Linked DNA regions of Mus musculus: region 1 is linked to region 2. Evidence: chromatin loops called from intact Hi-C (ENCODE). Cell type or tissue: heart. All regions are shown on one strand. Each heading gives the region's core, and the rest is flanking DNA. Links, peaks and the distances in the headings are about the cores only.

Region 1 (16,481 bases), core at 4,581-9,580, 70 kb before region 2:
AGGCATGCGCCACCACTGGCCGGCTCAGGGGATCCATTTTGCAGATGACGGAAGCAAAAGAGCACATGCTCCGGGCAAGTGTTCATTACGCATGCTCAGTTCGAGTGGTCATTGCGCATGCTCAGTTCTAGCATTCATTGATGCTAGCACCTTATGCAGGCTCTGATGCCATCCTTGATCAGCAACTATCATCAAATAACCCAATATTGGAAATCTTTGACAGAGGTTTAGGATAAATGAATTTTTTCTCTCTTTTATGTTTCTACTTGATATTCTTTGGCTCATTATGTGATTAAAAATGAAATCATATCTTTGGATGCTTGTGGTTTGGCTAGCTGGCTGGGAAATGGTTTTCTGGCAGTTATTAGTGTTTTTTTTTCTCTTTCTATTTAAATAACACTTACTGGATTTGGTACTTGAACAAAAATGCCAAATTAAGATGTAGGAGAGAATAAACAAACTGCGCATGTTGAAACACTGGGAGTTGGGGTTTTTTGTTTGTTTGTTTGTTTGTTTTGTTTGTGTGTGTGTTAGTTTCTGCTAGTGTTGGGCACAGAAAAATTGTTTTAAACAGAAGCCAAAATTTTGATACTCTCTATAAGAGATATGACTTTAATAGTCTTTTGTTGTTTTTATAGCTGTTTAAGACAGGGTCTTAGGTACTGCAGGTTGGCCTCAAACTTACTATGTAACCTCAAATTCTTGGCTCCTTGTTGGAGTGTGAGGATGTGAGTATGGACCTCTTCCATCTTTGATCTTCATCTCTATTCCCCATCCTGGATGCTCTTTTGAAATGTACAATATTCTTCTAGGAACTAACTTTTTCCTTCTTTACAATAGATGAAGACAGTCTGCTGGTGAATACCCTTATAGAAGTGAAACAGACGAAGGCTATGTTTGCTTCAAACCTGTGCTCTGTCAATTCTCAGCCAGTGCCCACTGCTGCTTCTTGTCCTGAGATAACCACAGTGGGGGGTGGGGGTGGAGGAGGGAGGGGGAGAAGGAGAGGCTTGAAGCTTTTAAGTATTTTACTCTCTTCTAAAGACCATAAAAAGTTATTCAACACCCAAACAGCCCTAACGGGAGGGTCTTGCCAAATACAACATACCGCACAGAAATCAAAAAAGGTTTCCAACTCCCACTGGGTCTCGCAGCAGAAAACGTTGTAGCAAACACAGTCCCCAGTCCCTGCCTGCAGCTAAGATGCGTGTCCCAAAAGCTCTTCAGTTCACATTTTCCTGTGCCGAGATGATCACAATTCTCACCATCCAGAATGTGATACTTGGCTCTAACCAAAGCGAGAGGAAGTGCCCTTCCTGAGCAGGAGCAGAAATCTAAACACAGAACAAGACCACATCTTGTTTCCAGTCAGCCTCCTGCTGTGAGGCCTCCACACTGTGCTTGCTACTTCCTCCTGCAGGCAGGGACTGGTGGTTGGAAGAATTGTAAAAGGCTGAGGAGCCTCTGCCCCAGATGCCTTTAAGGGGGGGGGGGGGTCTCAAGATCAGTGCTTCATCGATCCATCAATCGGCTGGAGTTGCTGACTTGATTCACTGAGCCAGAGCTTGCCTCATCTGCTGTGAACGTTCCGACACACAGCTTGTTTATAAACTATGCCTTCAACGAATACACTCATTATATTTAACAGTACAGTTCTCGGAACTACTGTGAATTTACACTTTTGTTTATTAAGTAGTTACCTTGTAAATACCCAGTGTTAGGTCTAACAGTTTTGAGGCAGCAACGAGACAGTGTAGCTATTTTTTTCTTTCTTTTCTTTCATTTTTTTCAACACATGTGAACCTCAGTTTTCCCTCCCTCCGATCCTCACAGTCCTCCCTTCCTCCCTTCTCCCCCCAGATCAGCTCCTCCGTTCCTCTTCAGAAAAGAGCAGGCCTCCCAGGGATATCAGCTGAACATGACATAACAAAATACAATAAGCCTAGGAGCAAACCCCCACATCAAGGCTGGGCAAGGCAGCCAAGTAGGAGGAAAAGGGTGCCAAGAGCAGGCAGAAGAGTCAGAGACACCCCCATTCCCTCTGTTAGAAGTCCCACAAAAACCCAAGCTAACAAACTTAACATGTATGCAGAGGACCTGGGGCAGACCCGTTCAGGCTCCATGATGGCTGCTTCAGTCTCTCTGAGCCTCCCAAGATACCAGAAAGGCTAAGTAACAATGGAGGTTCTAAGGGGGACTCGTGAATCTCTCTAGGAAGGGGAACTAGGACATATTCTTGGGTAGACTTGGGGCTGGTGGGCATGGGTAGGGGGAAGGATAGAGGAAGAGAGTATGGAGAGAGACATCTGAAACTGGAGGGTAATTGGGGGTAGTGATATGGAACCCTAGTGCAGTAGAAATATGACAGCTCTTAATGGCCTGGGGATCCAAGTTTCACCCTCCCCTTCTTTCTCCTAACAGTAGTTCCACCAATGGCTGCCTTGCACATGACATATAGTAGGGGTGCAGAGGAGGACGTGTGAGCTCCTGTCTGTGGAGGAATGTTGCAGCCAGCACATTCAGTGCCCTTCTATCAATCAGAGAGAGGGCATTTGTTCTCAGTACGCTGACCCCTGTGAATGGAGAGTGAGTCAGAGACCCCCGCATTAACCTCCTGATCTGAGCGATTATGTTTAAGCAATGCTTGGACTTTGTGTGGAGAGATATGCAGGTGTTCAGCAATTCTCTCTCTCTTTTCAAATTAATCATTTCCTCCTATATTTTATTTATTTCTGTTTAGAAGTTGCAGATTTAGTGCTATTAACAGAAAATACATAGCAAAGTCTTCTTAAAAGTGAAAAAAATTATAAATGTTGGAAAAGTTGGCCTCATTAGCATATTCCCAGACTTTTACTTAATACACACTCCTTTGGCAATCACTTAAGACATTTTCACAGGCTTTATCACCCAAGTCTCTGAGTAGTGAGCACTTCAGCTCTTTACCGTCTACACCTGAGAGTGAATGCTGTGTCGTTTGGAAGGGAGACCCTTCAAGCCCCAGCCTCCTCAGAGAGCAGCAGTTCTCAGTCTGTGGGTTTTGATCCCTTTGGGGTCCTACATATCAGCCATTCTGTATATCATATATTTACTTGATTCATCATAGTAGCAAAACCACAGTTGTGAATGTCTTAGTCAAGGTCTCTATTCCTGCACAACCATCATGACCAAGAGGCAAGTTGGGGAGGAAAGGGTTTATTCAGCTTACACTTCTATACTGCTGTTCATCACCAAAGGAAGTCAGGCCTGGAACTCAAGCAGGTCAGGAAGCAGGAGCTGATGCAGAGGCCATGGAGGGATGTTCTTTACTAGCTTGCCTCCTCTGGCTTGCTCAGCCTGCTCTCTTATAGAACCCAAGACTGCCAGTCCAGAGATGGTCCCATTCACAAGGGGCCTTTCCCCCTTGATCACGAATTGAGAAAATGCCTTACAGCTGGATCTCATGGAGGCATTTCCTCAAGTGAAGCTCCTTTCTCTGTGGTAACTCCAGCTGTGTCAAGTTGATACAAAACTAGCCAGTACAATTGACCCCTTGTCAACTTGACACACAAACACATCACTAGTAAGCCTCAACCCTTACGTTCTTATTCATCCCCAAGGTCTAAATAGCTTTAAATATCCCACAGTCTTTACATATTCTTGACATTTCAATCTCTTTAAAATATCATCTCTTTTAAAATCCAAGTCTTTTTACAATTAAAAGTCTCTTAACTGTGGGCTCCACTAAAATAGTTTCTTCCTTCAAGAGGGAAAATATCAGGGCACAGTCACAATCAAAAGCAAAAATCAATGTCCAACCTTCCAATGTCTGGGATCCAACTCACAATCTTCTGGGCTCCTCCAAGGGCTTGGGTCACTTCTCCAGCCATGCCCTTTGTAGCACACGCATCATCCTCTAGGCTCCAGATGCCTGTACTCCACTGCTGCTGCTGCTCTTGGTGGTCATCTAATGGTACTGGCATCTCCAAAACACTGCATGACCCCTTCAGTCCTGGGCCTTCAATTGCAACTGCGGCTGCACCTTCACCAATGGCCTTCCATGGCCTCTCACAGTGTCGAGCCTCAGCTGCTCTTCGTGACCCCTTCATGCCTTCAAAACCAGTACCACCTGGGTGACCCTTACATATTACCAAGTCCCACTGCAGCAGGAGTACAAACTTGGCTATCTCTGGAACACAGCCTCTTTGTGCTTTCAGAAAACACTTCCCAGAAGACGTCACCTCAATGCTGCTGGTCTCTTCTTAATCACCGCTAATTTCTTAGCTCCAGCTAACCAGCATCAATAGTCCCAGTAATGCCAAGTTTTTGCTTTAGTAGTTCTGGTATCTTGTTAATCACGGCTGATTCTTCAGCCCCAGCTAACCAGAACCACAGAATCTTCACAATCAAAACAGCAATGGCCCTGAAAAGAGTCTTTAATTTTCCCTCTGAAATTTCACAAACCAGACCTCCATCTTCTGCACTGTTCTCAACATTATCTTCCAAGCTCCTACACAACATCTGACAGAGCTCTTAACAACGAATGGATCTTCAAGCCCAAAGTTCCAAAGTCCTTCCACAGTCCTCCCCAAAACATGGTCAGGTATTCACAGGAATACCCCACTCTGCTGGTACCAATTTGTCTTAGTCAAGGTCTCTATTCCTGCACAAACATCATGACCAAGAAGCAAGTTGGGGAGGAAAGGGTTTATTTGGCTTACACTTCCATACTGCTGTTCATCACCAAAGGAAGTCAGGCCTGGAACTCAAGCAGGTCAGGAAGCAGGAGCTGATGCAGAGGCCATGGAGGGATGTTCTTTACTAGCTTGCCTCCTCTGGCTTGCTCAGCCTGCTCTCTTATAGAACCCAAGACTGCCAGTCCAGAGATGGTCCCACTCACAAGGGGCCTTTCCCTCTTGATCACTAATTGAGAAAATGCTTTACAGCTGGATCTCATGGAGGCATTTCCTCAAGTGAAGCTCCTTTCTCTGTGGTAACTCCAGCTGTGTCAAGTTGACACAAAACTAGCCAGTACAGTGAAGTAGCAATGAAATAATTTTATGGGTGGGGTTCACCACCACATGATGAACTGGAGTAAAGAGTCAGTTGAGGAGCACTGGTTTAGAGGATGGGGAGGACCAGTACATACATATACATTCCTTTCATCCTAGATATATATATTCCAGTACATTCTGGAAACAAGAAGCAGTTGAAGTATGGGATATGACTCTGTATTTTGAGCCTAGAGGCTAAGTCTTCATCTTGAAGGTTGTAGGGTAATACCAAGAATGGTTGAAAACCCAAGCAAGGAAGTCATGTGAATGAGACAGCCACATTCCTCATTACTACGATTCGAATGCTGGTGTCCCTCTAAAATTCCTCTATTGAAACTTAGCACACGGATGGTGGTACTGAGAGATGGACTCCTGGGAGGTCATTAGAAGATGAATCTTGAGCGAACTGGTTCCTGCCTGTTATCATACTATGAACAGATTAATACACCCATCTTGTGGCTGCATCAACATGTACTACATGGTTCAAATAAGGGTAACCTAAGTATAAATAGTTCTGTTGTTAGGAAGTAGAGGTCTGAACCTTCAACAAGACCTAAGGTCAGACAGACAAAGACAGAAACCAAGCAAAATCAGCAGAACTGGAGAGTGACTTATTGTAGGAGATAATCAGGAGGGGGTGCCAAGGATGAATGGTGAAGAATGTGCCAAGGATGAGTGGCACCCATGGTTCTTGGGGTCCTAAATGAATGCTTAATTCTTCTTAATTAAAAAGGAAGCTGGAGGAAGAGTAGTGTAGTGAGGAGAAGCCTAGAGAAGGGTTCTGTGTGCTCACTGACTAATGGCTGCCATTTATTTTGGTATTGTTTTATGGCAGGCGAGGGACCAGAGCTGTTCATTCCCACTTTAATGGCATGGCATACTTAAGAACGTGTACCCAGATCAAACTCAGAACCAATGACACCTGCTTTAACACCACATGAAGAAAAGCATTTGTTCAAAGCTATGCACCTGTTTGGAGACAACAGGTTAAGGCTTTTTTTTTTTTTTTTTTTTTTTTTTTTTTTAATGACTCAGTGTGGAGACTTTTAAACCAGTATGGAAGTAGAAGAGACAGCATATTGCATCTATCCGTGTCTCTATTAGCCAAATTATTAAGCCTTAGTCAAACTTTTTTCTTCTACCCGTACCCCCTAAAAATATTTCCCCTTGTTTCTCTGATTATTTTAAAGCAACTTTATTGGAACACATGTGCGGAGTAAGCTTTTAATTTTGGAGTGGCTATAAATTCAAAGAATTCTTGGGAAAATAATGCAGAATTTCAGACGTCCAGAAAATTTCTCTCTACCTCACATTCAATCCCCTGACTAGTAGCATTAAATACGGTGTGTTAGTGACAATGAAAGAATCAATATTGATATTAAAGTTTAAGTCCACACTACACCATGTTTTCCTATATTTCTGGTTTCATTGGTCAACTGGGACTATATTTCATGCTGCATTTTAAAGTCCTTATGGGCTTAGCAGTAGAAGGCTCCATTTCAGCCACTGTCTTTGTAGGCTTTTCCACTCTGAAAAGCCTTTATCAGATCAAATGTTCACGTTATGTCCACCCAGCCCCAACCCCTCCCTGACCCTGTGTCTCCTGTGCTCTAACTCAGGGAGCGGATGTCACAGCATCTGTCCACAGCAGCTTGAGGACAGAATATTGTCACACTAGCTCACTCTTAGGGGCACTCTCTAGATTCTCTTTAGAATGCCATTTGGAGTCCATGCTAGGGCAAACTACTGAGTGTAATTTGGGATAATCTGTAAAGCAGAGAATTCAGAAAAAGACCAATACATCTTAGTAAAGGCATTTGTGAGTCTGCTGCTCTGACTGAATGGGACAAAACGAATGGCTTCCAGGGCGAGGGGTTAACGTCCACCCCAGCTGCTCGGAATGCCAAAGCTCTGTGACTTGGCAGATCAGTGGACTTTGCTCATCCTTAGTGTTGGTCAGTTCACCCCAACCAAGAGGTCACCTCACGGGTGCCATGAGTTCTTCGTTGTCACGGGAAGCCATCTCCAGGCCCATGTCTCAGCACTCCTTGGAGTTCTGCATTGTTTCTGATGCAATGCCTGCTTCCACCCAGCCAGGCTAAGTGCACTGGGGCCTGGCTGGGAGCCAACATGGCGTCATTGTCCATTAATAGAAGTTGATGGAGCTCAGGTCTGGCAATGGTCCACTTCCTCCCATATTTTGTCTGCCTAAGGCAAATATATGGAAAAATCAATTAGGCATGCTTTTTTTTTTAAAACCAGTTTGTGCTAATTTGGGCATTGATTTTTTTTTCCTAGCTACTGTTGGCTTTAAAAATACTTTGTGACAAATCTTGTTTTTCCCCATTTATACAAGTGTCTGTAGACACGACTTCTTTCCCAAAATGATTTGAGGTGATACACTGCAAAAACACATTTATTATTAGCATCTGAGCCATTTCTGCTTTCCCTCAAAATGTCCTCCACTAATGTAATATAGTAGATGAATTATGAGTTTATTTATCTACCATACCATTAGTAGCTCCCTTTATTCTATACGGAATATGTATATGGTACACCAAGACTCATATCACAGTTAGGCAACCTGTAAGTGAGAAATGTAAAAGGCAGTCACATGAGATGCAGTTTCACTGTTCCTACACAAGAGCTCTCATTGGATTGAACATCAGCAAATGAGTCTTAGGAAAGTCGGGAAGAACGGGGGTGGGGGGATGAGACCATCTGGGCAAACCACAGTGACAATTCTCTAATATGTAGCCACCTTTGCTCAGATGTCCAAGTCAGAAAACATTGAAAGCATAACACAGTGAACACAGTTGATAATATTCTCACTGGAGACGGGTGAGCTAAATTTACCTGACTCAACTTCACAAGTTGAAATCCTAACACCCTGCTACCTCAAAAAAAATATGTGATTTGGGGATTGAGGGTCCTTAAGGAGTAATTAAGTGAAAATGATCGATAGACTTAGACACTAATCTAATCTGATTTGTTCCCTTACAGGAAGGGACTAAGGTACAGACAGAGGCAGAAGCAAAACTGTGTTGAAGCCAAGAAGCCAAAGAGGAAGTCCTCGAAGGAAGCCAGTTCACGGACACCGCAGTCTTGGACTTTGAAACTGCGGAAAGGCTATGAAACCATTCTGTGTTTAAGCCACTTACTGCAGCCTTCTGAGACCTTTGCTATGACAGCTTCAGCAAACCAACAGAGGCGCAAACGTGTTTCCTAAGGCCCATCTCTAACAGCATTCCTCTCTGCAGGCTGATGACATAGCCCTAGGCTAACTGGAAGCCCAGACTCCCATACCTGGCCCCACACCCGCCATAGTTTGGCAACTCAGGTGTTCCTACGTGAACTTGCCACACTGGCCCACAGTTTGCCAGCCTGGAGACAGAGGCCCCGATCTTGGCAGGCATAGTTTGCCTGCAGGGCTTTTCTACCTGGAACAGAGGGAGCATCATGGCTTTAGAACGTTTTGCCCCTTAGCAGCAGAAGTTAGCTGGTGTAAACCTTACTGTCAGTCAGTGGCCATGTTTTCCCAGACAGAAACAACTGGAATGTATAAGAAGGGAAAGTTGGAGAGGGTTTACTATCCCTCCAGTTGCTTCGTTCATTCAAGCGAACAATTCGAGAGATGCTGACTTCCTGACACTCATTCTGCTGAATTCCATCTGCATCCCTGCTTTCCTGGACAACTTAATTGTTCTTCCCCTTTTGTGTGGGAAGCCACATGTGCCGTTGCAGAGTGGCACTGACTACTGCTGGCCACCACGCATAAGATTGGACAAACAACCAATGTGTACATATGCAGTAAAGTTTTTTGCAAAGACACTGCCTGGCCCGGGCATGATAATGAGGTCTGTAAGGTACTGAGAGTATAAACAATCAGATGTGAGACATGCAAATGAGGTATGATAATGAGGTTCTGTAAGGTACTGAGAGTATAACCAATCAGATGTGAGACATGCAAATGAGGTATGATAATGAGGCTCTGTGAGGTACTGAGAGAGAGTAGCCAATCAGATGAGGAACATGCAAATGAGGCATAGTGCATAACCAATCCGGGTGTAAGACACGCCTCTCCTAGGCCTATAAAAGCAGCACCAGTTCTGGGCTCGGGGTCTTTTCGCCTCTACAATCAAGCTCTCCTAATAAACGTGTGCAGAAGGATCCTGTTGCAGCGTCGTTCTTCCTGGCCAGTCGAGCGCGCGCAAGACTTTTGCTGATCCCACCACCGGTACCCTTGCCCACTGTAGCCTTAGCCACGGAATTCAGATGTTTGTGACTTACAACCGGAGTAACACACCGCTGTCCTTCCATCTTCCTGTTCTCCCATCCCTCTAGCGAAGTGGCTCTGGACTTTCCTAATGCTACCTCTGTTTAATATGGTTCTTCACGTTGAGGTGACCAGCAACCACAAGATTCTTTTTGGTGCTACTTCCTAACTGTGAGTTTGCAACTGTTACGAGTCATAATGTAGATATCTGTGTCTTCTGATGATCTTAGGCAACCCCTGTGTAAGGGTTGGTTGACCGTCACAGAGGTTGAGATGCACTTGTTGAGACCCACTGATCTATTCGACCTGAGTCACTGGCAGGCCCCTTGAACCAAGGTTGTCACTGAATGACAAAGTTAAGTCAAGGGTTAAGCACACTCCTTTCTGAGTGTTTTCTACAGAAAAAAAAAAAAGGCAATAGTCAAATGGGAACACTGGGCATCCCAGCACCGCCCTGTGTTGAGCTCGTCAGAGTCCATCTTTCCAGGGAATGATCTAGCAGATTCAGGTCCTTTCCTCTTCCCCTAGAGGAGGGCATGGCTGCAATGTCATCTTTCACAAACTATTTCAAAGAAAGTGGAAAAGTAAAATTGAATTAAATACGTAAAAGTTCGGAAACTTGAATGTTGTTTTATTTACTCGACTAAGTTTCCTGTCTTCCCGTGTATGGGTGAGATTGCAAAACCAAATGTAAATATTACAAGTGTCTATTACATTTCCCTTGTCCAGGAAACCTCCTTTACTTCCTCCCTTTATTAGAAATGGGACTGTTTTTTCTTTTTCTTTTTTCTTATTTTCTTCTTCTTCTTTTTTATTTCTCAAGATTTCTCTGTGAAGCCATGGATATCCTGGAACTCACTCTGTAGACCTCAGACTCAGAGACCAGCCTGCCTCTGCCTCACACATGCTGGGATTAAAGGCATGCGCCACCACTGTCAGGTTTAAAAATTTGAATTTCCTTGTCTAAGCAAAACCAAAACAACAACAGACAACAAAACAAACAGACAACAAAACCTTCTTCTAATGCAGCATGTCTGTAGGTAATGTCCGTTCACTTGTACACTCATGCTGTGTGAGGAGAAGACATTTCTTCCATCCAGGAGACTCCTTTCCTCTATTTACTACTAAAGAGCAGACAGAACATTCTGACCTACTTCATATGAAAGTTACCTTTTAGAAAAGATGCTCATAGATTTTCATGTAACTGGTTTAGATTTTTATTTTTGTTGATTTCATATTTCTTCCAGGACAGAGTAGAAAACAAAACAAAGCAACCTACTTCCTATGTGAGAAGTCTTCCAGCTTTAAATTGAGAATACCCCAGTCAGGGATTTCTCAAATACTTCTTCATAAAAGAGTCTCATTAAGCATTGTTAATATATATCATTTCTTAGTCTGACAATACTATGGTGAAAGACCTTGTACTTAGAAAAAAATGGGATATTTTACATCTGTACATCTGTGGGATGTGTGCATGTATATATGTGAGTACATGAATACACAAGTGTGTGTGTGTGTATGCACGCCCAAAGTTGATATCAAGAATCTTCTTCAAGCTTCTTCTACTTTATTCATTGAGGCAGGGTCTCCCAGTCAAACCTAGATCTCACCAAACAGCTAATCTTGCTAGCAAGGTTTCTGGGAGACAGGCTAAAGGGAGGGGGTGGGAATCTGGGTACCCCTTGTCTAGATCTTCCGAGGATGGAATTGCAGGTGGGTTGCCATAGCCACTCAGCATCCACATGAGCGCTGATGATCTAGTTCTGGTCCTCTGGCTTTCGTGGAAAGCCCTTTAACTGCTGTGGCATCTCTCCAGCTTGGCATTTTGTTTTCCCTCAGAAACACCCAGTTATTTTGACTTCTCTTGTGTCCACAGATTGTCTTCAGCCACTTGAGTTTGGAAGAAGTATTATCCTTCAAGTGAGAAGCCTCTGCCAACCTAGGCTTAATGAAGGCATTAGAAGCATCGGCTTCTCATCTCCAGAGTAGGAATTAAAATACCTACTTTGTAGTTTAGTTAACTGGTTGTCGGTGTTGTATATAAATGACTATTACAAGTGTAGGAACTAAAAAGGTCAGGGGAAAGAGGGGAAGGGGAGGATAACCCGCACCCGGCCAGAGTTCTTCCTATGCTCTGGGCAGGCAGAGGAGGGAGGGCTGCCAGATGCTTTCCACTCGGCCCCAGGTGGGTATCTAAGCCACTGACCCCACTCAGCGGGGGGTGGATGGGGGCAGCCCAGGACCGGGTCCCTGGGACAACACCCTGTAGCCCCGGGGTTATGGGAGAGAGGGCTGAGGGAGAGAGGTTCCCAGGAGAGTAAGCACAGCGGGCCTTGACTGGAGCACAGGAAGGCCTTTGGACAGGAGATTAGAAACGGCTCATTAGGAGAAAGCCTATCCCATCTTCCTAGCACTGTGGCCTTGATGGACAGAGATAGTCTATGGTTTTAGAGCTTTATTGTAGAAAGGAGGGAGAAAGGAGAGAATGTAGAAAGAGAGAGAGAGAGACCTACCATGGCCAAGAGGAGAGAAGGGGGAAAAGGAGAGAGAGAGAGAGAAAAGACTAGAGAGTAAGAGGGAGAGAGGAAGAGAGGAGAGGAGAAAGTAAGAAGAGTGTAAGGGGAGTAAGAGGAGTGAGGTGGGGCCAAGCAGCCCCTCTTATGGTATGCTGTTATCTTTACTGTTGCTAGGCAATGGGGGAGGAGTTTAGCCTGAAGGTCAGAGGCTTGGGACATTGCCTACATGACTACTAACCATGTTTCTCTTGTGGGGGCTGAGGGGGTGGTAACTTTGACAGGAGCCAGGGTCCAGGAGACATGAGAGAACTCCTTCCGTCCCATGTAGATGAATTATCACCACCAGGTCCTGGGGTTCCACACCTCAGCTCAACTGGAGACCAAGCTGTCTGTGTATAGCCCAATGCCCAACATACAAGTGCCTGGCATATTGGGAACATTTAAGAAATTGCATTAGCAGATGCTGGAGAGGATGTGGAGAAAGAGAAACACTCCTCCATTGTTGGTGGGATTGCAAGCTTGTACAACCACTCTGGAAATCAGTCTGGTGCTTCCTCAGAAAATTGGACATAGTACTACTGGAGGATCCAGCAATAACTCTCCTGGGCATATACCAAGAAGATGTTCCAACTGGTAATAAGAACACATGCTCCACTATGTTCATAGCAGCCTTACTTATAATAGCCAGGAGCTGGAAAGAATCCAGATGTCCCTCAACAGAGGAATGGATACAGAAAATGTAGTACACTCACACAATGGAGTACTACTCAGCTATTAAAAATAATGAATTTATGAAATTCCTAGGCAAATGGATGGAGCTGGAGGGTATCAACCTGAGTGAGGTAACCCAATCACAAAAAAACTCACATGATATGCACTCACTGATAAGTGGCTATTAGCCCAGAAACTTAGAATACACAAGAAACAATTTGCAAAACACATGAAACTCAAGAAGAATGAAGACCAAAGTGTGGACAATTCGCCCCTTCTTAGAATTGGGAGCAAAACACCCATGGAAGGAGTTACAAAGTTTGTAGCTGAGACAAAAGGACGGACCATCCAGAGACTGCCCCATCTGGGGGTCCATCCCATAATCAGCCACCAAATGCAGACACTATTGCATATGCCAGCAATATTTTGCTGAAAGGACCCTGATATAGCTGTCTCTTGTGAGGCTATGCCAGTGCGTGGCAAACACAGAAATGGATGCTCACAGACAGTTAATGGATGGAACACAGGACTCCCAATGGAGGAGCTAGAGAAAGCACCCAAGGAGCTGAAGGGGTCTGCAACCCTACAGGTGGAACAACAATATGAACTAACCAGTACCCCCAGAGCTTGTGTCTCTAGCTGCATATGTAGCAGAGGATGGCCTAGTTGGCCATCATTGGGAAGAGAGGCCCCTTGGTCTTGCAAACTTTATATGCCCCAGTACAGGGGAAATACCAGGGCCAAGAAGTGGGAGTGGGTGGGTAGGGGAGCCGGGGGGCGAAGGGGGGTATAGGGAACTTTTGGGATAGCATTTGAAATGTAAATGAAGTAAATACCTAATAAAAAATTGGAAAAAAGTATAAACACACCAAAAAAGAAAAAAAGGAAAGAAAAGAAATTGCATTGTTACCCAATTAACTATGATTGGTTATGTCTAATTTTTAATACCGTGTGTGCTTATAATTTCCCCTTCATTTATTACTCTCTCTCTTTCTCTCTCCTTCTTTCTCTTTCTTTCTTTCTTTCTTTCTTTCTTTCTTTCTTTCTTTCTTTCTTTCTTTTTCTCTATACACCTAATTGCTGTTTTGGGTGACATAAAACAGGTCTAATGGCATGTTTACTTTTATGAAGTAGCACATATAACAAATAATTGTGTACAAGATTGGTATTCATAGGATGTAACTATAACATTGTAGTAACTGTAAATAACATTTAACATTTAAAAGGCCCAAGGTTTTCAATGCAGGCACTGTATTTTAATGTCTTCCAGCCAAAGAGCGTCTGAGTAAGCTGCAAGTCATAATTTTTCTCAGGGAAAGGAACCACAAATCATGGGGAGCCCTGCGGAGCCCTCTAAGAAAGAGGAGGTTCAGAAGGACAGAGGCTTGCGGTCAGCGCTGCGGGGAGAGGTGAAGGCAATGGGGTTTGGTCTGGGTTAGATGCTGCCAGGAATGTGAACCAGGTGTCCAAGTGAAGCTAACCTAGAAGAGGGGGAGGCTGCGCTTCTCACTGGCAATGAACCAGAACTCTCAGGTTACAAGAAGGGATGTTTGGTCTTTTTTTTTTTTTTTGTGGTCTGGATGATGTTCAGACTTTCACCTGTGATCAGACATGACACAGAGTGCTCTTGTTCATGACTTCATCTCTTATGGTCAACAGAAAAACCTTGGCCAATCTCTCATTTTAGGAACTTGCTTATGTAAAACAGAAGACCATAGTCTGCCTCCCAGAGCCAGGCTAGCTCCCAGTGACAGTGAGACCTAGTCGGGAGTGCCAGTCAGGTTCCAGAAGACAACCTGCTTCTCTCACTCTCACTTAGCCTGCCGACTATGAGGTCACCACTGGAATGCTTGGCTTTAGGAACACATCAGTTAATTTGCTCTTGAAGATATGGAACCACTCCTGTAATCCTTAGCCTTAAAGCCACGCTGTACCTGCTAGGTCACAATAACTCCTCTGAGCCCTAAAGCTTGGCATTCACCACTTCAGTGGGGAGAGCAGAAAGACTTCAGATGATTCTGACCCAGAACAGCCCTACTCCACCATGACCACTGTTTTAGTCTTTTGGTGCTGCTATAGCAGAAAGTCCAGAAGATTGGCTCATTTACAAAGAAAGTAAACGTATTTCTCATAGTTATAGAGGTTGGAAGAATCAAGATCAAAGTACCAGCATCTTTCCAGGATCACTGTGCCATGCTCTGATAGGAGGCAGACGGACAGGAAAAGAGAAGGGAGAGAAAGATGAGGAAAGAAGGGGAGGGGAGGGGAGGGGAGGGGAGGGGAGGGGAGGGGAATCCTGGGCTTAGTGTCTCCAGAGTCTACAGTAGGAAGGTGTGCTAGCAGAGAGAAGTCAGAATGGACACTGAGTTCCAGGACTATTTGTTACAAGCCCCAAGCAGAAGCCAGAGGAACCAGATCTAAGCCTGCTTTGGTCACTAATTTGCTGTATGAAGTAAAAAAAAAAAAAAAAAAAAAGCATTATTAGATTATTGGTCTCAGAGACCAAGTTAATCTGGTTGATAGCCAAGTTCTTTCTGATCCTGGAATACTATAACTGTTATTGATTTATTAAATTCTTCTTAAGTATTTGTTTTAAAGGTATTTTACATAAGGATTTTCATTAATACACAGAGTAAAAAAGTAAGACTTTCAAAGACCCCCTAGTTATCATTTTCTCTCTTAGTTTTTGTCAACCTTCCACACTAATGGTGTTGACTCATGTAATCAATATGTAGAAACGACACCCAAGGCTAGGTCACAAACATTTTCTATTTCTATCTTTTTTATGTTGTGACTTTGTTTTGAGACAGAATCTTCATATATAGCCCATAGTCAACTTGAACTCAGTATGTAGCACAAGCTAGCCTCAAATTCACTATCCCCTGTCTTTACTTTGAAAGTGTTGGGATGACAGGCATTTGCCACCATAACTAACTACAGCTTCTGTTTTTGCTTCATTGGATTACTTACACCATGAAGCTAGCTGTTGTGTCAAGAATATGCACAAAGGACCAAGGTCATATGCCATCCACAAAACACCAAACTACAAGCAATACAATGCCACCTCAGAGGTGAATATTTTAGATTTATCTCTAGTCAAATCTCATATTAGATATTAGACCTCCTTTACTGTAACAAAACACCTGACACAATTGACTTAAAAAGTAGAAAGCTTTATTTCCTCGCAGTTTCAGAGGATTTAATCATCAGTTAAGCCTGTGGTGAGATAGTATACCATGGAAGTAACCCAAGACAGAGAAAACTTGAGGCTCACAGCAGCTGGGAAATGATAGAGAGGAAGAGGAGGAACCAGTGTCTCAATACTCCTTCAAAGCCACACCCTTAAATAGTCTAACTTCCTCTTGCTGGGCCGAAACTCTTAAAGAATGTGTTGCTTCTCATTGTTGCCTTTGACACATGGTCATTTCATATGAAACTCTGAGGCAAAGCTTTGATGAGGCAAAGCATATCATCCAGGCTTGGATTTTTGGCTCACAGAAACTGCATATGATTATAAACAGTTAACAGGCTCTTGACCAAGTTCAAGGGGAAAAAATGTTATGCTGGGTCAGGAAACTCACACATTCCTCAGTTAGCATGCAAAGCCATGTGAGGATTTCATTTGCTTATCCTCTGATCCACAGCTGTGAGTCTTTGAGACTGAATCTACACATATCAGAAGTCATCAAAACGTGCATAAATCAAAATTAAAACCAAGTATTTCTGAGAATGAAAAAAAAAACATGATAATGCGCTGTTAGGAGAAGGCCTTATTACTTATGTACTAAACAGCGCATGCTCTCTTGTGCAGAGTCCTGAACCACTTGGCCTGGTTGCCAATAGGTCTTCCGTCTGAGAGTACAATATGTTTATCACAAGGCGAATAACACGAACATAAACCTAATGTGTAATATGAGTCTACTGGCATCTGGACGAAGGGATAGGGCT
Region 2 (16,481 bases), core at 3,951-8,950:
ATAGAACCCAAGACTACCAGCCCAGAGATGGTCCCACCCACAAGGGGCCATTCCCCCTTGATCACTAATTGAGAAAATGCCTTACAGTTGGATCTCATGGAGGCATTTCCTCAACTGAAGCTCCTTTCTCTGTGATAACTCCAGCTGTGTCAAGTTGACACAAAACTAGCCAGTACACCCTCATTATCTCCACATAACTTTCCCATACTATTTCATCGAGTGTTTACTTGACCACGAAGACACACATCACGGAGCAGCATTAGGGGCTTACATCTCCTTTTTTTGTCCATTGAAGATCTGGAAATGGATGGACTCAGAAGTATTGGAGGCTCCCTCACAAGTTAAATATGCCTGTAGTGTTCCAATACTCTGTTAACATTGTCAACATATTGAGTCTCCCGTCAGTAGCAACTTAAGATATCTTGCTCAAGTCAAGTGTTCTGATCTTCAGCGTGAGCCTGCATGCTTGCTGTCTCTGTGTATAAATGCCATCTCGAGACTCTGTTTTCATCATAGTTCCAAGTCCTTCTTATGCTTCTCTTTCTGACCTTGATTGCTTAAAGGTGTTTTTACGGTAGCCTCCTGTTCATTTGACAGGTTAGCTGGATAAAAGATATCTCACAACTTCAAGGGCAATTTGCTATTGTCTCAGCATCCTCTGAAGATGTTTAGGGATCTGAAGCAATTCCCATAACTGAGCCTTTACATAGGAGCTGTTACACTCTTTGGAAGCTTGCTAGTGAAGTTTAGTCTCCTCTCTCCCCAGTGCTTGAAATGTCCTGATGCTATCCCATGCTTTGGGGCCTACTCTTGCCCAACAGGCTTTCCCCAGTGGACCTCTTGGTTTGGAGCTTGGTGTTTCAAATCTGCTTGTTCTGCTTGTTAATTTCTTTCTTTTTTCTTTTTTTAATGCTCTGTTTCTGGAGCTTCCTTTACTTAGATTTTGGATCGTCTAGGTGGAATCTCTGACTTTCCTGTTTCTTCATTGCTTTCTCCAGTGATTTGCTGGCATTTTTAATGACTTTTCCATTGGTGCATCAGCATCTTAATCTCTCCAACTTAACATTTCTTCTATAATATCCCACGTCTATGGTGTCTCCTGCTTGCTTCATGGATTGAATAACTGGAGATGTTTCTCAGAGAATGTAAGAGGAGAACAAATTAGACTGCTCCATTGCCATTGCATGGCTGCTTGCAGGAGCCAGGACTCAAGGGGAAGAGGCAAAGAATTATGTTGTTCAAAGCAGAAGTCAGAGCATAAGCATGTATAGTCATTTTTCTGGGCATCAATACCACAGCACGACATAAGGAGGCCCTGGTGACGTGTGCCTGTGTGGGAAGTTATTACAGGAAAGGAACCTGTCTTAGTCAGGGTTTCTATTCCTTCACAAACATCATGACCAAGAAGCAAGTTGGGGAGGAAAAGGTTTATTTGGCTTACACTTCCATACTGCTGTTCATCACCAAAGGAAGTCAGGACTGGAACTCAAGTAGGTCAGGAAGCAAGAGCTGATGCAGAGGCCATGGAGGGATGTTCTTTACTGGCTTGCCTCCCCTGGCTTGCTCAGCCTGCTTTCTTATAGAACCCAAGACTACCAGCCCAGGGATGGTCCCACCCACAAGGGGCCTTTCCCCCTTGATCACTAATTGAGAAAATGCCTTACAGTGGGATTTCATGGAGGCATTTCCTCAACTGAAGCTCCTTTCTCTGTGATAACTCCAGCTGTGTCAAGTTGACACAAAACTAGCCAGTACAGAACCCAAAACTTGGGGGAACTCTAATTTTTTATAATAGAGAGGAAGCCTTTCTGACCTTTGTTCCAGAATGGAGCAGTCCACTGTGCAGCAAATAAGCCCGCCCTTTTCTGCAGGAAGAGAGAGACCTGTTTGCTGTGCAAATGCCTTGGACATACATACAACCTCACCTGGAGGTTTGAAGTCTCAAGATAAGAGACTATCCAGGATGATCTGGGTTAGTCCAGCTGTGCTAAGTGAAATAAGACAGAGACAGAAAAATCGACAAGTGTGTATGATCTCATTCATATATATAATCTAAAATAGCCAAAGTGGTAGACAGTACAATGGAGGTGGTCAGAGGCCAGGGAGAAGGGAGTGAGATGCTGATCAAAGAGCGTAAAGTTTCAGAATAACAATTTCAGGGCCTCTAGTGATGATATGCTAATCAGCTTGCTTGTGGTGGTCATTTCATCATGAATGGACATATTAAATATCAGTATATATCATATTAGTGTATGAATTTTTTGCTTAGACTTTGATAAAGCTGAAAAATTGCATCAGAGAAGAAATAGGCTAGAAATGGTCCAAGAACATGAATGCTCTCCTATCTAGCACTGTTAAGTTGGAGTCTGTGACTTAGAGAAATTCTATTTTCATTTTCATCAAGTTTTGCTGAAATGTAAGTGTCTTTCTAGTAGGAATGTAGACATGGTAGTCAGGGTCCCGGTGGCTCACACTCCTGTGAACTCTCGCCTCACAGTGGTCCTATGTGACCAATAGGATGCTGAAGGAGTGGTGCTCGTTACTGAATCTGAGATTCAGATGTGAGAGACTGTGGCTTCTGTCCCAACTTTTATTTAATTTTCCCATCTCTCACATAGGGAAGCCAGTGGCCGTGTCTAACAGGTGACAAGGAACTTGGACATCTGGCCAACAGCTAGTGAGGGACTGAGTCCTGCCAACAGGCACATGAATAACTTGGAAGCCTTCCCACCACCCTTTCGATGACAACGGTCCTGGCCCACAGCTGGACTGCTATCTGATAGGTGACTCGGCGCTAAGCTACCTTGGAGTCCCAGACCATAGAAACTGTACCATTGTTTGATTCCATCAGTCGCTAAGTTGTCGGGGCATAGATAACAAACACAGTGGCAGTATCTGTCACTCTAGAGATCAAAGATCCCTTTCTACATTGAAGATGTTGGAAAAAGAATCAAAGTATCTTATGTATGTATCACTCCTTTGATTAGAATACAGATTAGAATAAAGAATGTATATCACTTTATTAAAATGAAAATTAAATTTTAATGTAACCAGTATCTGTTTATCTCTATGCACTTGCTTGGATTTTTTTCACTTGCTATGCATATTTTTGCATATTGTATGGATTTTGAGTACAATATGCATTTTTACATATTATATGCAAAGGAGTCCATAAGCTTCACAAGACAGGTTAGGAAATTTAGATTTGCAGATTATGGTCTCTTTCTGATGATGTACAAGGGGCCAAAACACTTTTCAAAAGCATGAAGAATTCTATATAGACTGAGATGTCAGGATCTCCCACTGCCCTCAGAGGCACCTTCTGCACGAGCTGGGGTGGGTTGGGAAGTCCTTTGGGAATAGTGGTTTCAAGAGAGGAGAAGCTAGCTCTGCAGCCAGCCTAGGCTCCACTTGCAACTAGCGTGGCCCTCCCCTTCCCATCTCAGACTGCCCCGTTAGTTGCCTTCTAAGTTTGAATTGGCTGATGGTAGAGAAATGAAGACAATGGGCTGATAGACCGTGAGAGTCAGAGCAGTGCACTAGGGTGAAGGGCAGGAGGAGGCTCCCTTCCTTCCTAGTGCAGCCTAGAGGAAGAACCTCTGTGTAAGATGCTAGTTTGGCATTTCCTCAGTGCAGGCCATTCCTCGACCCTCCATCCTTAGGAATCCCGGTCCTGGCTGCCTACAGGCTCTGGAACGTTGTCCGAACTCCTTATGGGCCCCTCGGACTTCCTTTTCCCTGAGAGTTTATGCTCTTGAGGTCACAGGAGGTCACAGGAGACGGACAGGAAAGAAAGCTAGAAAATGTTGGTCATCGTCCAGGCTCAGTCCCTTTCTCCAAATGTGAACCTCAAGACCGAGAAGGGTAAAGTGTCTTTCTGGGGTCCAAAGTCTTCCTTTGTCAAGATCCAGGCAAAAAGCTTGATGTACAGCCAGACTGGCCATGACAGACTGGCTGTCTGTATGGCTTGTGTGCTTAAGGCAGGATAGAGGGCTCACCACACACCAATGTTGAAGGACAGAGTAGCACACCCAGTCACCGTGGCTGATTTCTTTCCGTCTTATCAAATCTTTCTATACTTTCACTCCAGGAAGTGGAAGAAGAAATGGCCTTGGTGAGCCCCGGCATCTTGACGTTCTCTTTGTGGAAACAAAGAGTATCTTGCCTCCTTGGTTTTCTTTTCTTCACTCCAAGAGTTAAAAATGAATTGTATCATGGCAAGCTCCTAGGTCAAAGCAGAGACTTTTGTTTTGACTTTGATAATTCTAGAGCTATTAGCTCCCTTGGTTTTGTTGCTGTTTTTTGCTTGCTTGCTTGCTTCAGTCCAGGGGAGTGAATCCAGGTTTCTTCTTACTAGACAAGCACTTTATCAAGGAGTTAAATCCCTAGGTCCTAATAAAGCTTTCATATGATTCTCTACGCCCTGCCTCCCATTATGACTTCATCTATCCTGGAGTAATGGGGAAGGTTGAAAAGTGGAAAGTGGATTTGTTATCAGGATGACTTTGGAGGCTGGAAGGAGGGAGCCCTTGCTGGTGCTAGAGCTGAGCTTTTAGGCACCCAAGGAGACCCAGGGTATGTGCCTTCCCTCTGTATGTTCATGGGCTACAGTACTACTATCTGCATAGTACACTAAGTAAATGGTCATTTACTTGCTAAATGACAGAGGAGCGAAAGCGCCCTTCAAAGTGACCCTTGGTAGAGACTATAGTCAGCTCTGTCTTCTCACTGAGAGTTGAGATCCCAACTGATCCATGACAGTCTAATGCCTAAGATGCTTTTCTGAACCCGGATAAAGGGATTCAAGAAGGCTAGGTAGACGCTGCATTATACACGTGTGCCTTATTCGGATCACAAGAAGTAGGTATCTGGTGGACATACATAGAGAACAGACAGTCAGCTTGACAGGTATGGCTTCAAGATCCCAAAGCTGGAGGAATATACCTTTCCAAACTCCATTGTCAACAATACTGCTAAGAATCAGTCTTCCACAGATATGTAGCAGTTTTTAAAGGGTGCCATTGGCTATGATTTTTCTTTCTTTCCTTTCTTCTTATTTATTTTATGTATGTGAACTCTCTGTCTTTTGCGAGCACCAAAAGAGGACACCAGATCTCATTACAGATGGTTGTGAGCCACCAGATGGTTGCTGGGGAATGAACTCAGGAACTCTGGAAGAGCAGCCAGTGCTCTCAACCACTGAGCCATCTTTCCAACCCCTGGGCTTAGATTTTTTCCAATCAAATATACTTCAAGAAAGCAAGCAAGCAAGCAAGCAAACACGCAAACAAGCAAACATAAAATGCCCATTAGCAAGATGGATTGGTGGATAAGGGGGCTTGCTGCTAATACTGCTAACCTGAGCTCCATTCCTGGGACCCACATAGTACAGTGAAAGAACCAACTGCTACAAGTTGTCATCTGACCTCCACTGTGCTCTACCATAAATAATTTAAGACACAGACACACTGTGTGAACGCATTTTGATATGCTTATATATTTTCATATATTATATGTATTTTGAATTTTGAAAAGTTCTTATGAAAATCAGACAGGGGAAGCTTCATTCTATTTCAGCGAGTTTCCTTTCCCTTATCTCCCCCACGCATGCTAAGTTGGTGAGCTCATAAATTGGATACAGCACATATTTTGAAGTTCTATAAAATCCTTGGAAGTTTATACTGGATGGAACTATGCAGTATTTTTAATCCCTATGACATGTTTGAAAGGGAGGGAAAGACAGGAGACATATGCCACTAAGTAGTTTAAGATAATGTGGTCTTAACAGTTTGGATAAAAAGTATCGACAGTCTGCTGTATATTATACAAAGCGCTAAACAGCATCTTGGAGAGTCAGAAATGAACATGATAGCATAGGGGAGAGTTCATGCCTTTGAATACTTAGAACCTATTATACACATAGTAGCCCCAGTCCACACACAAGTTATACTGTACGCAGAAAATACTGATACAACAAGGGACTTCAAAGTATGTCACCTTGTCATGAGAGAGCCATTGTGGTGGAAGGAGAGTCAGGTGAGACTTGGAAGAGTGGAAATGTAGGAGGAGCCTCGTGAGAATATGAATGGCTGTGGCCAGGAGACCTGTAGCTACCCCAAATTCCCTCCTCCCCCATCTCCCTCTCTCTTTCTCCCAAGCAGTGGTAGAGTCCCTACCAAAGAGTAAAGAAAGAGTTAATATTGTGGAAGACCAGTTTCCAGAGACCTAAAAAGGCAGGCGAGGGGGCAGGGCGCCTGACCTAATTCTTTTCCACTTTAAAATCTCTGTCTTTACCTCCCTAAGTGGCTTTCCACGTCCCTGCCTCCTTAATGATAATGACAAGTGTCAAGATGAAATAAGGCTGGAGAATACTCTGAATGCGTTTTGTGTTTTCACCAGGAACCTACATACGCCCACAAATCAAACAGCTCAGAGCAAGGGACGTGTGGAAGGCATTGCCCATCCCTCCTTCTCTTAACCTCCCAAATGACTGCTATCCTGGAGTTTGCACTTTTTCTTGGCAATTTTTCTTTTAAAAATTCCTTCCTGTTCTCTTCCTAGCCCTTATTTTTATCATTTTTAGTGCTATTACCCCTCCCCATTAGCTTACTTGAGCTGCTTATTATTTCCTGACCATCTCTGACAGATTTCTAATGTATGACCTCACTGGTACTTTTTCAGTTTCCTCCTTAACGCATAAGTGTTATATATGCATTATGTGTTAACATTCACTACATGCGTGTTAGATGTATAAAATCTACATGGGTCTGCTTCACAGGAAACATCACTCAAGGTCCCATTGCTCACATCCTGCACTAAAACTTGGCCCCCAAAGGTGGTTCATCAATTGTCCTCTGACAGCAGATTCTATTTAAAGCAGCTGGGGCTGCATCCTGAGGACAGAATCTCTTGGCCCCTTCTGCTTGCTTGTCAGTGAGATAATGTACATGGCCAGGCTTTCAGAGCTGGAAGCATGTGCCATGAGGGCAGCCCTTGACACCGTGAGAGATGTGTGCACAGGCATTTACTAAACAGGTACAGCAGATAAAAATGTGAGCAAGATAGTGGGGCTCAGGATGCAAGGAGAGAGGAAGAGAAGGAGAGAGGGAGAGAAGGAGAAAAGGGGAGAGGGGAAGGGAGAGGTGGGAAGAGAGGGAGAGAGAGATGGGAGAAAGAAGAGAGAAGAAAGAGAGAGGAAAAGAGGAGATGAAAGAGGGGAAGAGAAGAGAGGAAGGAAGGCAGGTGTGAGGAGAGTCATACCATGCTTAGCCTAATATCTTAGAGTCTAGAACAGAATTTGTCAAATACTTATTTGACAAGATATAAAATTATTGTGGACTCAAAGGCCCATTACATCGAACAGTTGGGGATGGGCATTCCACTGGTGTAACTGAGACCTGGACAATGAATAGGTACTAACATTGTCAATGCAAGTGGTGGAGAAGGAGCCTGGAAAAAATTCACCTGAGATGGCTTCCCCACTAAACTCTGATGGCCTTAAAGGCAATGACTGCACCACACTGCATTCTTCATTCAGTCTACACTCTCCGGTATGTGCTCAGACACAGGGAACTATCTCAAACCCATGTTGAGTGGATGGTGTTCCTTGGAAAGACTGTATGATGGACCTTCATTGGCTCATAGAATAATCCAGATGTGCAGAGATGAAAGTCTCTTGGACCTGGCTCTTTGCATGACACTTCCCTCACCCAGCAGCTGGGATGCATGGAAGAAGAGTCCCCAAGAGTACCACACCCCTAAACTGTTGTTACTGCTGGAATCTGTGGGTGATCTCTGGGGTGGATTATTGTTCTTAATGCTCATTTTCTGTTCTTCAAGATGGAGTCTAGAGTAATAGGGTCTCAACTGCACCTGGTACCCTCAAGATCCCATGTGGCCTTGACCTTAGAGCATGGGTCCTGGGCTGCCTGCTGATAAACTCGTTCTCGGTTCAATAAGGACCCTATGGTTTTGTCTGTTGGCTTTGCAGGGCCTGCCATGTCCACCCAGTGTGTTCCCCTCTATCATTGACCCATGTAGCTATCTTACTCTAAGTCTCGGGACACCTAGACAGCTGGTCCTCCTTAGGATTCCCATCAACCAGGAATCAGGAGACCCAGCACTGCCTCCCACATCCTCTATTGGGTTCCACCACCTTCTGAACTAAGATGACCTGTCCTTTTGTTAACCCCAGGGCCCATTGTATAGAGGCCCACAGGACTTCTAGCAGGAAGTGAAATTAAAGCCCACGTAAGGAATTAAGGGCACACACATATGACAGCTTCCCTGGCTTAGCCCTGTCTCCCCTTGTCTGTCAATCAATTAAAAGGGTTTTATTTTTCCTCCCACCTCACCAGAGCCTCTTTCTGTCCAGGGAACATGCCTCCCTCATGGCAGGAGTTTGTCTTTGCACTAAGCTGGATCCCTGGGCATAGAGCAGTAGCTCCAAATAGGGTTCTTGGTCTGATTTGACAATTTTTTTTCTTTCACATAAATGAATTTCAAATGTTTTTCAATAACTCTTATCCTTAAAAGTCAGATGCCAACAAACCTGAGATGTTGAAATGTAAAGAGATCGGTTTCTTAAAAGTTACATACATGTTTCCCAAATGGGTTGTTCCTTCCCATCAAACAACTTCATCAGCTTATTCAACAGTTAGAGACTAGCATATACAAAGAAAACTTCTACCTGAATTATACCTCATTCCAACTGCTTTAAGAACTAACTGTCCTGGACCACTGGCTTATAAAAGTAGACAAGTAGAGAGTCCTCTACCATAAGGTACTTGCCAGTTGCAGTCTTGACTGAAGGCTCTGTTGTCTGGTACTACTGGGGATACAATTTTCTTTAAAAGGGAAACCAACTGGCTCTCTCCTCTTCCCAAGGATGATACAGGATGCTCTAAAATGAATGCAGAACACAACAGACCAGACTTGGTATCAGCAGTCTCCCAAATCATCTGGGAGCTCACTAAATCAAAGACCGCCTAAAAAAATCATGTTTACGGCCCACTTTACAGTTCCCCTTTTGAATAAGAAATTACGTTCAGAATGAACACTCAACTAATCAGTTGCTATGTTGTGAGTGTAACCAACTACTTTTTAATTGGACTTAAGCACCCGCTCCATGATATGAAACCCATATCTGAGACCTACTAAAGTGGCCCAAAACCCCAAGGTTGTGGGATCTTGGAGGAAAACCTATTTCTTTTGCTAAATGAAAATGGCAAAAAAAAAAAAAAAAAAAAAAATGGACTCCTAATGACGTGATGCTACATCCATCCTAATGACGTGATGCTACATCCATCCTAATGACGTGATGCTACGTCCATAGACTAGTTGCATGCTCAACCCTTGTCAGAGAAGCTTCTTGTCGAGTTAGCTGGTCACTGACAGAGCCTCACAGGCAGACAATGTACATACAGAGTGAGCTACCTTGGAGCAGTCAGCCCTAAATGGGAAGTCTTTATCATGCCCTTCCTCTCAAGTCTAGAGGAAGTGGAAAGAGCCTGAGGTGGCAGATGACCACAAGGAAACACCCTCTTCCAAACACAACAGGACTGATAAACACACCTGTCTCACAGAGTCTGTTACAACACACACAAGACCTGCCCAGGATCAAGACAGACAAAATCCCACATGGGGAAGGGGAATGGGTACAAAGTCCAGCCCCTACCTCAGAAGCTGCTAACAATTGATAACTATTGATAACTGCAGGAAGAGGAAGAATCCGTCCTTGACAGGGCAGTGACCCTGGGTTTGCCAACTCCATTCCAGAGTAGGCCTTATACTCAGGAGTAGCTGGACAAGAAAAAAAAAAAAAATCAAACCTCATGTATGTGTGTATGTGTCCTTTTTGCTTTATGTCATTTTGGATTTTTTTTTGTTTGTTTGTTTTGTTTAAGGAAGAGAAAGAATATGAAGTTGGGTGGGCAAGGGAAGAGCTGGAGGAAGGAACAATATGATTTAAATGTGTGAAATTATTGAAAACATAAAAACATAGTAAGTGTTAGCATTTCTTCTAGGCTCTGACCCACAGTTACCTGGCAACAGCTAGGTATGTCTGGCTTACTATAAAAGGGGCTGTTTGCCCCCTCCTCGCCCTCTTACTCTCTTACTCTCTGACCCTTCTCTCCCTACCCCTTCTCTTCTGGCCCCGTTCTCCTCTCCCTTCCCATGTTTTCCTTCCCTCCTCGCTCTCCCTCTCTCTCTGTCTTTCTCTATCTCTACTCCCTTCTCAACTCCCCTCCCCATGCCCTAAATAAACTCTATTCTTTACTATAACTGTCGTGTGGCTAGGTCCTCAGGGGGAAGGGATGGCTCAGCATGGGCTCCAGAGGCACCCCCTCCCATCTCACCATAACCACACCTCTATCAAGCATATCCTTGGTTCTTTTCCTCTTTATAAAACACCACAATAAGCAACCACTCCGGTCAGAGAATCTAAACAGGACATTCAAAGGCAGATGGAGAAATGAAGCTATACAAGGTGTCCAGGTCTGCTATTCATTCTGACCTTCCTACGGCAAAAGAGCTTGACTCTGAAATTGAAGCTGTAAAGTTGTAATGGTGTAAGATCTTTACAGCAATTCAACTTCATCATTTCCCTTTGCAGCTAAAGAAACCAAGGCTTAGAAAGGTTAAGCAATTTGGTAAGATCCACAGGCAGGAAGCAAGTAGGAACGTCAACTTGGGTTCAGTCCTCTGACTCACAGATCTGTTACGTTTTACAACATAGACTGTCACTCTTCCTATATAAATTTTAACTCTAACTTCTGTCACCCCTTGTACTTTTGTTGTTATTTCTTCTTTTCTTTTTAATCTCTTTGTTACCGTGTTCATGAAGCAGAACCCAAACCCAAACCCAAACAAAAGGATAGGATCTACTCCATATTCCCATCCATAGGAACTGGTTCATTGCCATTATCTGAACTATGATATCCTACTCTATTCTGTTACTCTATGCTGTCTGCTTGTAACGATCAGAGTTTCGTTATAAGCTGAGAAAACTGAATTGTGTAGTGTTTGTTTGTTCAGTGCTCCTCAGTCCTGGCCATTGCAAAGGCATTTGCCACAAAGTCCAGCTGGGTCACCTGCCTGCTGGAACTTGTGTTTCTGAGATAGTCATCTGAGGAAATGGGGAATGTGTCACATGAAGAGCCTGTCTTTAGACCTGCTAAGCCAGGACTGATTTAGATACCTGCAAGGATTTGCCTGGCTTCTGTTTCTTTTCCTTTAAGAGTGCTTGTGATGCTAGTTACAAATGGAAGATGTCCAATGCTTGAAACAGAATGTCAGGGGGAGGAGAAGAGAAGGAAGAAGGTGTTTCCCTGTTTACATGTTAGGAAAACCTTTGTAGAAAAAAAAAAAGATTATTCCACCACTGAACCTGGCCTTCCCTGGCCACCTCTTTTATTTCTATATTGGCGGATGTTTGCTTATTTGGTTTTTGTCTGTGTTAGGCAGGCAAGTCCCACACCTACCTGCTTGCTTTTCTTTGTATACTAATGTTCTTAGACAAGCCATCATCAGTGGTGTACAGTAATGATTTTATTTAAAATATTACTTCATGTTCTGTCCACATTCTACAGAACTTAAATGAATCTCAGAACCAATACCAAGATGCCATCTGTGCAAGCCCATTGATAAACTTGAGCTTTCTCTGACCAGGCCTACTTCCATCATATTCCCAAAGCTCTCCCGAGATTCTCTATATGAAATTTCGTGCCATTATTCCATTAGCATGGCTTCTTTGGATCCTGAAGCAGAAGTTTTAAACATTTTGGGAAGGCTTACTTATAATTAAGAATAACACTTAACGATAGTGTTATACAGTAGAGAGTAACCTCAACAATCGCAGTGCCCAGGTGCGACAGAAGCCATGCGTGCTCAAAAACAAAAACAAAAACAAAACAAAAAACCAAAAACCTGAGCACAGAAAAGTGGGTGCCAAGGTACCAGAAAAGAAAGTATAAATTGGTTTATTCACAGTCCAGCTACCAAACCAAATGAGTCTCTCTGACTTCTACTCTGCAATCCCTGATTTATATATTACAACGAGGACCAATGGGCAGTTATAATAACAGAGCTCAACCATCTAATGAGATGGGAATCCAAACTGACTTTAGACTTTGAGATGAGAAGAGGGTGAGCACCAGGAGTTATTAGTGGTCAATCCACATGTGGTCCCAGGGGATAAATCGGAAGTGGCTTGGGAGTAAGAAGGGACTCTAAAGAGGGTAGAACAGATGGTGCAATTCTTTCTCAAGTGAGCCTGTTTCCTGTCTCCTGTTCTTGTTCCCACAATAAGATTCTGTGTTGAGAAACAAGAAGCAAACTGCCCACAGCTACTGCACACAGCACAGCCACAGGCCTATCAGACAGTTACCAGAAAGACGAAGAAACTCTCTTTTTTACTGAGGGGTGTGTGTGGGGGGCGGGGAAGAAGAATAATCTTCTCAAGCTACTCCAAACCTTTCTACCCAAAGGGGCTTCCGAAGCCACAGTTCAGATGATCACACGGACAATCCCTGCCGCTGGGCTCCCTCACCCTCTGGCCTGACCAGGGCTTCCTGGGAAGGAAGTCCTTCATCAGAGGCATAAAGTTCAAGTTGAGATGACTGGTAACAGCTATCTGCAAGTTTAAATAATTCTAAAGAACATGCAGCCACAACACGGAGTTCATTAAAGATGCTGGTATTACTCTTGCTTCAAAGCAGATGATCAAATAAAACTTAGGAACATAGTTTTCCTAACTCTGGGCCATTGTCAACCTCCTTAAATGCCATATAAAGAATCAAGCGTAAAAAAAATGGAAATGTCTCTCAGAATGGAATCTTTCTTTGAAAAGAAAAATGTATGCATTGTTATTGAGAGGAAAGAAATCGTGTATTGCTTACCATACTCAAGTCTAATATGTTGGGCTAAAATTTTAGAAATGGTAATGATATTATAATTATCAAATCATTTATTTGATACCGGCAGGTGGTAAGTTCAATAATAGCTCAGAGATTTAAAAATATATATCATTTGCAACAACCTGAGATTCACAAGTTTGGAACAGTGAAAACAAATTTAAAATAGAAATAATGATTGCCTTTAGAGCTAAGAGTTTATACACTGATCATGGCTCCTTGCTCTGTAACTCCTAAATTAACACCTCTAGAAATTTACCTAGAAATACATTCATAATTCACATGCCTAAAAATGGAAGTTATCTTTAAGAATCACCATCTGCTTCATAAAAGAACTTAATATTTAGAAAATCAAATCTTCTTCAAATTATGATTAGGTGCAGAACCTGGTATCAAATTAAAGTTGAGCAGCTACCTAGCCTTACTGCCATTCTCATCTGTTAAGTGGAGAGAAGGCATCCAAACTGTAGGAGCCTACAGATGTGCTAAGGTTGAAATGCCTCACCTGAGTAAGTGTTATGATGGTCCTAATATTGCAGAATTTATTAGCACCATGTGCCCAGTACTCTTTTACATTCAAAGATTACTAAGCAGGAAAGACATGAATCTCTGCCTCTAAGGATAGAACAAACATATAAGCAACTACAAACAGCTAAATCAGTTATATAAGAGTTATTATATATATATATGAGTTATAATAGGGCTAGTGAGATGAGTCAGGGGGTAAAATGCTTGCAGCCAAGCCATGCTTGAGTTTGATTTCTGGAGCCCTTATAGTAGAGAGAGGACTGCTTCCGTTAGTTGTCCTCTGACCTCCCCAGAGGCATGTGCCCATTCCAATGAAAAATTAAGAGGTTGGAGTTGGAGAGATTCAGACAAGAGGCACTGGCCATCCTTACAGAGGATCTGGTTCAAATCCCAATATTCACACGGCAGCTCGTAACTGCCTATAACTCCAGTTTCAGGGGATCAGACACCTTCACACAAGCATACATGCAAGTAAAGCACTAATGTGTGTGAAAAAAGCTAGCTAAGTTATTTTTAAAAATTAGAAGAGTTATAATAAGGTTATGTCCAAGGTACTAGGGAAGTTACCCAGGTATTTCTAGTAATTATGTCTCAGAGTTAAGTGTGTGAGTCTGAAACTCCCTATCTGGCATGAAAATATAGACAGCAGTTTACATAGGATCCCAAACATCAGAAACAGCAAAAGAAGAATCAACACTGTAAACAATTGTTTTTTTTTTTATTTAACCATCTTTTAAAAAAAAAAATCAGAGATGATCTTCTACAGTGCTCAGCCTGTGGTCTGATGGTTAGAGGTGTCACTGTATCCAAATACCCACCAAAGGTGGGGGGGTATCACGGCAGACTCACTGCACGGTATGTTGGGCTGGCTTTAAACTCTTGAGGTGTGGCTGTTCAAGTAGCTATCATATGGCGAGGCATTTTTGACCATCATCACATGCTGTGCTAGCTAGTTTTTGTCAACTTGACGGAAAATATAATTGATTATAATTCAAAGAGAAGGCTTCCTGGAATAAAGAAGAGGCATGAAAAAGGCACACAGAGCTTATGAATGTAGCTCATCAGAGAAATATGAGAAAATTCCTTACTATTTCAAAATAGAGTCACTTGGTAAGAGGAACCTCTATTTAGGAATTGCCTCCAGAAGACTAATGATTCATGTACGAGGCAGTCCACTATGGGCAGCACCATTCCTACGCAGACAGTCCTGAGTTGTATAAAGAGCAAGCTAAGCAAGCTATAAAGAGCAAGCTGGTAAGCAGCATCCCTCTCTGGTCTCTGCTTCAGTTCTATAGCCAGGTTCCTGCACTGACGTCCTTCAACGATGGACTGAGCCACGCAAGTGTAAGATGACATAAACCCTTTCCTCTTGATGCTCCCTCTGCACGGTGTTTATCACAACAGCAGAGCCCAACCAGAACAGGCAGTGTCTGGGCAGCCATAGTGCATGGTCTCCAGGATGCTTTTCACTTCTCAAGTTATCTGGGTCACGCTCCCATCACTCCTACTTATGACGGGGAGAGATTTCAAAGCTCAGACATTTTCAAGTAGCAGTAGATCACGAGACCCATGTTGCTCGCTCATCTTTCCGCTTCACACCTTCTAACCAGAGTAAACTGGCTGGAGATAGAGGTACATGGAAACACACATGGAGTTGTAATAGTTACCCTAAGGAGGAGACGTAAGGTCTGGAGGCTGGCTGTGAAGCAGAGCGTTAGCTCCGAAGGCGTGATGACCTGAGTTCAAATCCTCAGCAATCAGCTGAGGAACTCTGGGTGTGGCTTCATCTGTCTGGCACTGCAGGCAAGTGTGGTGGCAGAAATCGGTATATCCTGAGAGTTTGCTGGCCAGCCAGTCTACTCAAACCAGCAAGCTTCCAGCTCTGTGAGAGACACTGTCTAGAGGCAGTCAACGGAGAGTGAGAGAGGAAGACACCCCATACCCAGTATCTTGCTTTGTCCTCATGCATACATAACTCTCAATAAATAAATAAATAAATAAATAGTTTAAAAAATATGTGTGAAGCAATGAATACCCTAATCATGTTCTCATCTCCCTGCTGGAGAGGGAAGGATTCCAACCTACATTTATGTGGGTGGCCAGATATAAGGCCCCTCCCTGACCCTGGGCAGATGAGACAGATAACTGTCTGGAGGAGGATGCTGCCACACTCGGGGCTGGGTGGGGTGGTATCCAGAAATGAAGTGTACAAGCAGGGGCTGTGGAGATCAGACTTTAGGGCAGCATAGCTTGTTTCTCTAACTCTGTGGGCTGGGTGAGAGCCATGAACTGCTTCTTGGGGTAAATAAGCCCTGTGTCTCATCCCTGTGATAACAAAGATTGTTTCCACTGGGGGACTTTATCCCTCATAACAAAGTGGCTAGGATGATATGGTTGGCTGGTAGGCGCCCTGTTAGTTCTGATGTCGGGGTAGAACATAATTATAAAATGACAGAGATTATTTCAACACACCAATTTGGGCATGGAGTCTGCTCGTCTATAACACACTGGCTAGACCTATATCACTCATCACCTTTTAACCTGCTCTGAAGTCAAATCTTGTAGAAAACTCCTTTCAAAGCCTGAGACAAATTTGGGAATGCTGAAAGCGTAGTTGGTCCTGTTCCAACCTTTCTCTCTTGTTAAGAACTGGGAAGAAGAGGGGTCCTCCTTGGCAGTCTATGGTCTGTGGTCTCCAGTATACTGGAGGCCGCCTACCTATACTGCCCCCAGTGGCATTTTAAGTAACTGCAGCTGCAACTTAGAAACAATGACCACTGAAATGAGGCCTCTGCACGTGGAAAACAACTTAGATCAATAAAACAAAAAGGCAGCCAACAGATTGAGAGAAGATCTTCACCAATCCTACATCTGGTAGAGGGATAATATCCAATATATACAAAGAACTCAAGAAGTTAGACTCCAGAGAACCAAATAGACCTATTTAAAAATGGGACACAGTGCTAACCAAAAAATTCTCAACCGAGGAATACTGAATGTCTGAGAACACCTAAAAATGTTCAACATCCTTAATCATCA

What was found. Hi-C counts contacts between places; a loop is a spot of excess contacts. Peaks named below come from ENCODE experiments on the same cell type or tissue, not always from the same donor. Only the 100,000 strongest peaks of a DNase experiment are listed, where the experiment ranks them.
Region 1: it touches region 2 in a loop (2.0-fold over the local background); 4 of 42 quality-filtered maps call a loop at or near these places.

What each region holds. Positions count from the first base shown.
Region 1 is chr13:113,500,167-113,516,647 of GRCm38, reverse strand. It overlaps Gm34471 (a long non-coding RNA gene), which reads left to right. Exons shown (of 4, transcript XR_003950669.1): 3 at 8,034-9,477; 4 at 11,183-11,595. 4921509O07Rik (RIKEN cDNA 4921509O07 gene) reads left to right here and starts at 13,804. Exons shown (of 7, transcript NR_045501.1): 1 at 13,804-13,942. In heart, for the core only: no CTCF peak of the experiment used is centred there; a DNase peak (open chromatin) is centred at 7,117; H3K27ac peaks cover 846 bases.
Region 2 is chr13:113,429,502-113,445,982 of GRCm38, reverse strand. No RefSeq gene overlaps it. Among named protein-coding and RNA genes, the nearest start is that of Gm41071, 14 kb to the right of the region's middle. In heart, for the core only: no CTCF peak of the experiment used is centred there; a DNase peak (open chromatin) is centred at 6,892; H3K27ac peaks cover 1,640 bases.